Regions from separate parts of the Mus musculus genome. Here region 1 is linked to region 2. The links are chromatin loops, found by intact Hi-C in ENCODE. Cell type or tissue: heart. All regions are shown on one strand.

What was found. Hi-C counts contacts between places; a loop is a spot of excess contacts. Peaks named below come from ENCODE experiments on the same cell type or tissue, not always from the same donor. Only the 100,000 strongest peaks of a DNase experiment are listed, where the experiment ranks them.
Region 1: a loop joins it to region 2, with 9 times the contacts of the local background. A loop is called at or near these places in 11 of 42 quality-filtered maps.

The regions. Positions count from the first base shown.
Region 1 is chr5:142,477,415-142,479,914 of GRCm38, reverse strand. It overlaps Ap5z1 (adaptor-related protein complex 5, zeta 1 subunit), which reads right to left. Exons shown (of 17, transcript NM_172725.2): 17 at 1,200-2,500. The coding sequence ends at 2,429. Among named protein-coding and RNA genes, the nearest start is that of Ap5z1, 15 kb to the right of the region's middle. In heart, a CTCF peak has its summit at 965 (motif pointing left); DNase peaks (open chromatin) are centred at 824 and 2,433; H3K4me3 peaks cover 374 bases; H3K27ac peaks cover 373 bases.
Region 2 is chr5:142,716,936-142,719,435 of GRCm38, reverse strand. It overlaps Slc29a4 (solute carrier family 29 (nucleoside transporters), member 4), which reads right to left. Exons shown (of 11, transcript NM_146257.2): 7 at 1,600-1,844; 8 at 838-979; 9 at 538-725. Among named protein-coding and RNA genes, the nearest start is that of Slc29a4, 16 kb to the right of the region's middle. In heart, a CTCF peak has its summit at 1,201 (motif pointing right); DNase peaks (open chromatin) are centred at 847 and 1,185; H3K4me3 peaks cover 603 bases; H3K27me3 peaks cover 912 bases.

The DNA of each region.
Region 1 (2,500 bases), 240 kb after region 2:
CACACACACACACACATTCATACCACATATTAAAACCTTGGCATGTGTGCAAACGGGTTGTCAAGCATTCATATGAAAGGTGATTATAACAGCCGAGGAGGTGTAAAAGCTTCACCAACGTCACGGGGGCCTAGGAGCCTGGAGCCCAAGCCTCTAGCCAGACGAAGGTAGGAAGAGTGGCTGAATACCGTATGTGACCCTCTGAGGGGCCAGGGCAGCCCCTGCCATCTGAGTGGGCACTTGGCTTTGTCTGGTGCTCAACAAGAAGAGGGCAGTGTGTCTTCAAACACCTCTGCCCTTGTTCAAGCTGGCATGGCTTCATCAACTTTCTGTGCAGTGCTGGTGGAGCCATGTACCCTGTGACTGAAGGATGCCAAGGTTCTGGGCTGCAGAGATGGCTCAGTGGTTAGGATCACTAGGAGTTCTTCCTGAGGACCTGGGTTCAATTCCCAGCACATGGGGGCTCACAAGCTTGCGACTCCAGTTCCAGTGGGTCTGAGGCTCTCTGACCTCTGCATGCAAAACATGCGCATGGCGCGCTGACATGCATGCAGGCAAAAACACTCACTGAATAAAGCAAAAGGCTAATTTTTTTTTTAAGTCACTAATGACACTGTCCTTCCTGCCCTCACAGGAACAGATAGCACTCCCTGAACACATCTGTCCAGGCCCAGCTCGGGGAGGGAGTTTGGCCCGGGCCCAACAGGCCTAGTGGTAACAAGTAAAGCTCTCCCTGAACGTGAATCCGGACACGAGGCCCACGTGGGCTTTAGTAACCCCGTGGCCTCGATAGGTGCACCCCACTTAGCCGCACACCTCAGCCGGAGCCTAAATTCAACTTTTCCTGAGGGAACTCCAGCCCCAATACAGAGCCCAGAAACAAAGTGAAGGATGGAGTTGTGGGTGGGGCCAAAGGCGTGCGCATCAATAAACTGGTGCGGTGGCGCCATCTGGTGGCCATGTGCTGTCAGTGCCTGAGTAGTTCTGAAGAACTATCTGTCCAGGGCTCAGGAAAATTGCAAAAATTCTCAGCAGGCAGGAGCCTGCACCCTTGAGCACCATGAAACCTGGAAGCCTCTGTGCAGAACCACTGGAGCACATAAAAGTCCTCCAAGTCTAGCCTTCCATATCCTTAAGTTAGGAAGCAGCATAATTAGGCAAACACCACCTGCATGTGGACCCAGAAGACACCGCGCCCTCATGAATACACCTTGAGTTTTATTTAGCTTTTAAAATGTCTTATGTGACCAAGGCATGGCGTGCGTTCTGAGAGTTGGTTCTTGCTTTCCAGCTCGTTCTTCCACTGCTGTAGCAAGCCTTTGAGCTTTGAACTGCTGTCTTCACAGCTACATACACACCATGGTACGCAGCCTTACACATGAGATCCAGGGGTCAACCCTGGGTCATCAGGGGCATCTAGCAAGGCCTTTTATGTGCTGAGTCATCTTCTAGGCCCAATTTCTTTTGTAGCCCAGGCTGCATTTCAAGTTGTTACCTAGCCAAGGCTGACCTTGAACTTCTGACCTTTCTCGAACTTCACTCCACCTGCTGAGTGCTGGGATTGCAGTGTGCACCCCATGCCTGGGGTTACACTCAGGATTAAACTCAGGGCTTTGTGAGTTTCAGCTCCAGAGCATGTCATTTCTGTCACATCAAGGACACAGGAGCCAATCAGGGGACCCAGGTATTTCCCTCAACAGAGGGCAGGGTGGGAAGGCAGCAGCCCAGGCTCCCTGGCTCTCCAAGTCCAAGGAAGGCAGAGAGAGGGGCCTGGGCTGTACACAGCACTGGAAGATTTACTTGGTGGCAGGCACAATGGCTCAGTAGGTAAAGGCGCTTGTCACTGAGCCAGGCAACCAGCCAAGACCCACATGGCTGAGGAGAGAACCGAGTAGCAAAAGCTGTCTCCTGATCTCGTGTGCACTGTGGTGTGTGCAAGCACATACATGTAATATTAAAGAATTCTCTTTTGGTTTTTTGAGACAGGGTTTCTCTGTGTAGTCCTGGCTGTCCTGGAACTCACTCTGTAGACCAGGCTGGCCTTGAACTCAGAAATCCACCTGCCTCTACCTCCTGAGTGCTGAGATGAAAGGCATGTGCCACCACTGCTCAGCATAAATAATTCTTTAGTTTATTTTTCCTGCACTGCTCCCTGCCCCCAAATCCAGAAATGAGTAACAGCAGCAAGCAGACCAGGCCATTTCTGCTCGGCCTAGGAAGTAACACTCAGTCACCTACCGGCTGCTCAAGGCTGACTGGCCAGCCACAGAGACAAGGTGAGATGACTCATCCCCAGGGGCTGGTGATCCCATCCTGACAGTCATGTCCACCATGCCTCACGAGTCACCCACGCCTGCAGCTCAGCTCCAATACTGCTGACTGCCCAGGCTCTCACGCTGTAGCTACTGTTCAGGTGGTGACTGTCCCTTCAACCTGGCAGGAGGCCAGCCTCCTTCTCCACCAGCCGGCTGACCGTGCGCAGAGCCAGAGGCAGGGCCAC
Region 2 (2,500 bases):
GGCTCTACCACTGAGCCACACCCCAGCCCCTCACTGGGGATTCTAGGCAGGGGCTCTACCACTGAGCCATACCCCAGCCCCTCCCTGGGGGACTCTAGAGCACTCCTGGTGAAGGGCTTGTAATGTAGCTCAGTGGTAGAATGCTTGCCCTACAAGGCCAAGGCCCTGGGTCCCACCCTGCATACTCCACAGTATTCAGCAAACTGACTGCAAAGAGACGTGAGCTTGCAGCATGGCTAGGGTGCCACTCCAGCCCTATCTACTTGTGTGACAGACGTGCTGCCCAGCTGGCAGCCTGTGCCTGTGTCATCCTCAGACAGATCCACTAGTGACTGTGGGGCAGGAGAAATCAGGACTGATTCTAGCCTGAAGCACAGTTGATACCAGAGAGACCAGGCAGGGGCTAGACTCCACAGGACAGTGTTAGAGATGGTGACACTCATGGCTACCATTCTTCCAACACGTACCCTCAGCCTGGCTTTGCTCCAGAAAGACCAGAGCCTTACTAGGGTTCCCCAAAGCCACCCTGAGGCTCACCTTGCCCACAAAGTCTGACAGGTTGAACACGGCCATCACCAGGATGGGCAGCCACTCCCCCAGCACGCAGTGGCGGATCTCGGACTCCAGGCCCGGAAACAGGCACAGTGTAATGAAGTAGGTTACCGCAATGGACAGCATGTCGGCCCAGATGACCCGCGCCACGACGTATCGGTGCAACAGCAGGGCTTGTGGGGGGAGGGGAGTGAGGAATGTTAGAGGCTGGCGCTCATGGGGCCCCTGCTGTCTCAGCCCGTGTGACAGCCACGGACGCCACCGGACTCCACAGTATCACGTTACCTCTGAAGGTGGGCCAGCTTCGTTTGACTCGTGGCCGGGGCACATCAAAACGCATGTAGACCCCACTGTTGCTGTGCGTCACCTCATGGGCCGGGCTCTCCTTCGGGGACCTGCTGCTGGATAGGGCTGGAGTTTGGTGCTCCTGTGTGTCAAAGAATGATGGGAGTCATGGGTTAGATACCCAGAGCAAATGGTGGAGCCACAGTCATCTAGACATTAAGTTAGTACCTGCTGTGTGCACTTCCTTATCAAGGGATACTATTTCCCTTGATTCCCTCCACCCAGCCTTAAGTCACAGAGCCTTAAGTCACACAGCCCTGGAACCTGAGCTGGGGCTGGGTGGAAGGGTAATGCAGGATGTGACCACCAGAGGGCGCTCTATCTTCGCAGAACTGCAGATTGGCTAACCCAAGGAGTTGGTAGTAAGAAGTAATGATCTGTATTGGGGTCCTCACAGAGGCAACCCCTGAGCTGTAATGGAAGGGAGCGTATTATAGGGTTCCCCTGGCTTCCATTAATCATACTTTTGAGGTTCTGTTAATCTGCCACAGATCCCGGGCTCTTCTCCCTGGCCATAGCTAGAAAGGCCTCACTTCCTACTGTCCCAACAGGGAGTCATGGAAGGTGGTCCACAGAATGGAATTTCTCAGGGTACAGAAACAAACCTGCAGCTTGAGATTGAGGGATCAATAACAGGGCCAACGAGGAACTCTTCAGGCGCCTGTGTGGGAGAAGGAGGCCAGGCCAGGCCAGGACACTTACAAAGTGGATGTCTCCGGATGCGACATCGTGGTGCACTCGGTAGCCTGCCTGGACGGGGCGGCTGTCACGGGGCCGAGTGGTATAGTAGAGCACAAAACGGCTGCGCCGCACCAGCAGATGCAGCAGGAAGCACAGGAGCTCCAAGCCGGCAGACACCAGGAAGAAGATGATGGTGCTGGCCCGCTCGTCCGGGAGCAGCAGCTTAGTGAGGATTCGACTCAGAGAGATCATCACCCCTGCCGTGCCTGGAGGGGAGGCAGTGGCACATCAACATTCCCTGAAGCTTCTATCACCCGTGCCACCCTCCGATGCTCTACCGCCCTTGCTCCCACCCCACTCCACCCCATCCACCAGCCCTTCCTCACTGGGTCCTCTCTGCTCCATCCTTCTACTGTTCTGGGCCCCCCACCCACAGCACCTGGTCCATACTGGTCCATCATCCTACAAGACCCCACAGCCTGCACCCTGTCCAAGCGATGGCTCCTCCTAGCCCCTCCCTACATTGCCAAGCCCCACCAGTTACCAGTTACATCTTGTCTGGGCTTCTCTCTAAGCCTTCTCCAGCCACTTGCAACCCCTCTCCTTGTCTCCCTGCCCCCAGCCCTGATGAATCTGCTCTCACCAGCCCCACCCCTCAGCTGCCTGTCTATCCATCCAGCCTGCCTCAGCTCCCCTTCCCCCAGGGCCCCCCACAACCCCTGTCTGACTCTGCCATCCACTCACACACCATGGGCACCATCACTGGGCTCTTGTTGGGCATCCTGCCTTGAGCTGCTCCCTACAAGGAGGACACAAGGCTCCTGCCTTCCTAGGCTTGATGGCAAGAGGCCACAGACAAGCCACAGAAACACATAACAGTGGTACAGGGTGTACGCCCGGGCAGAGGATGTGGCGAGAGGGG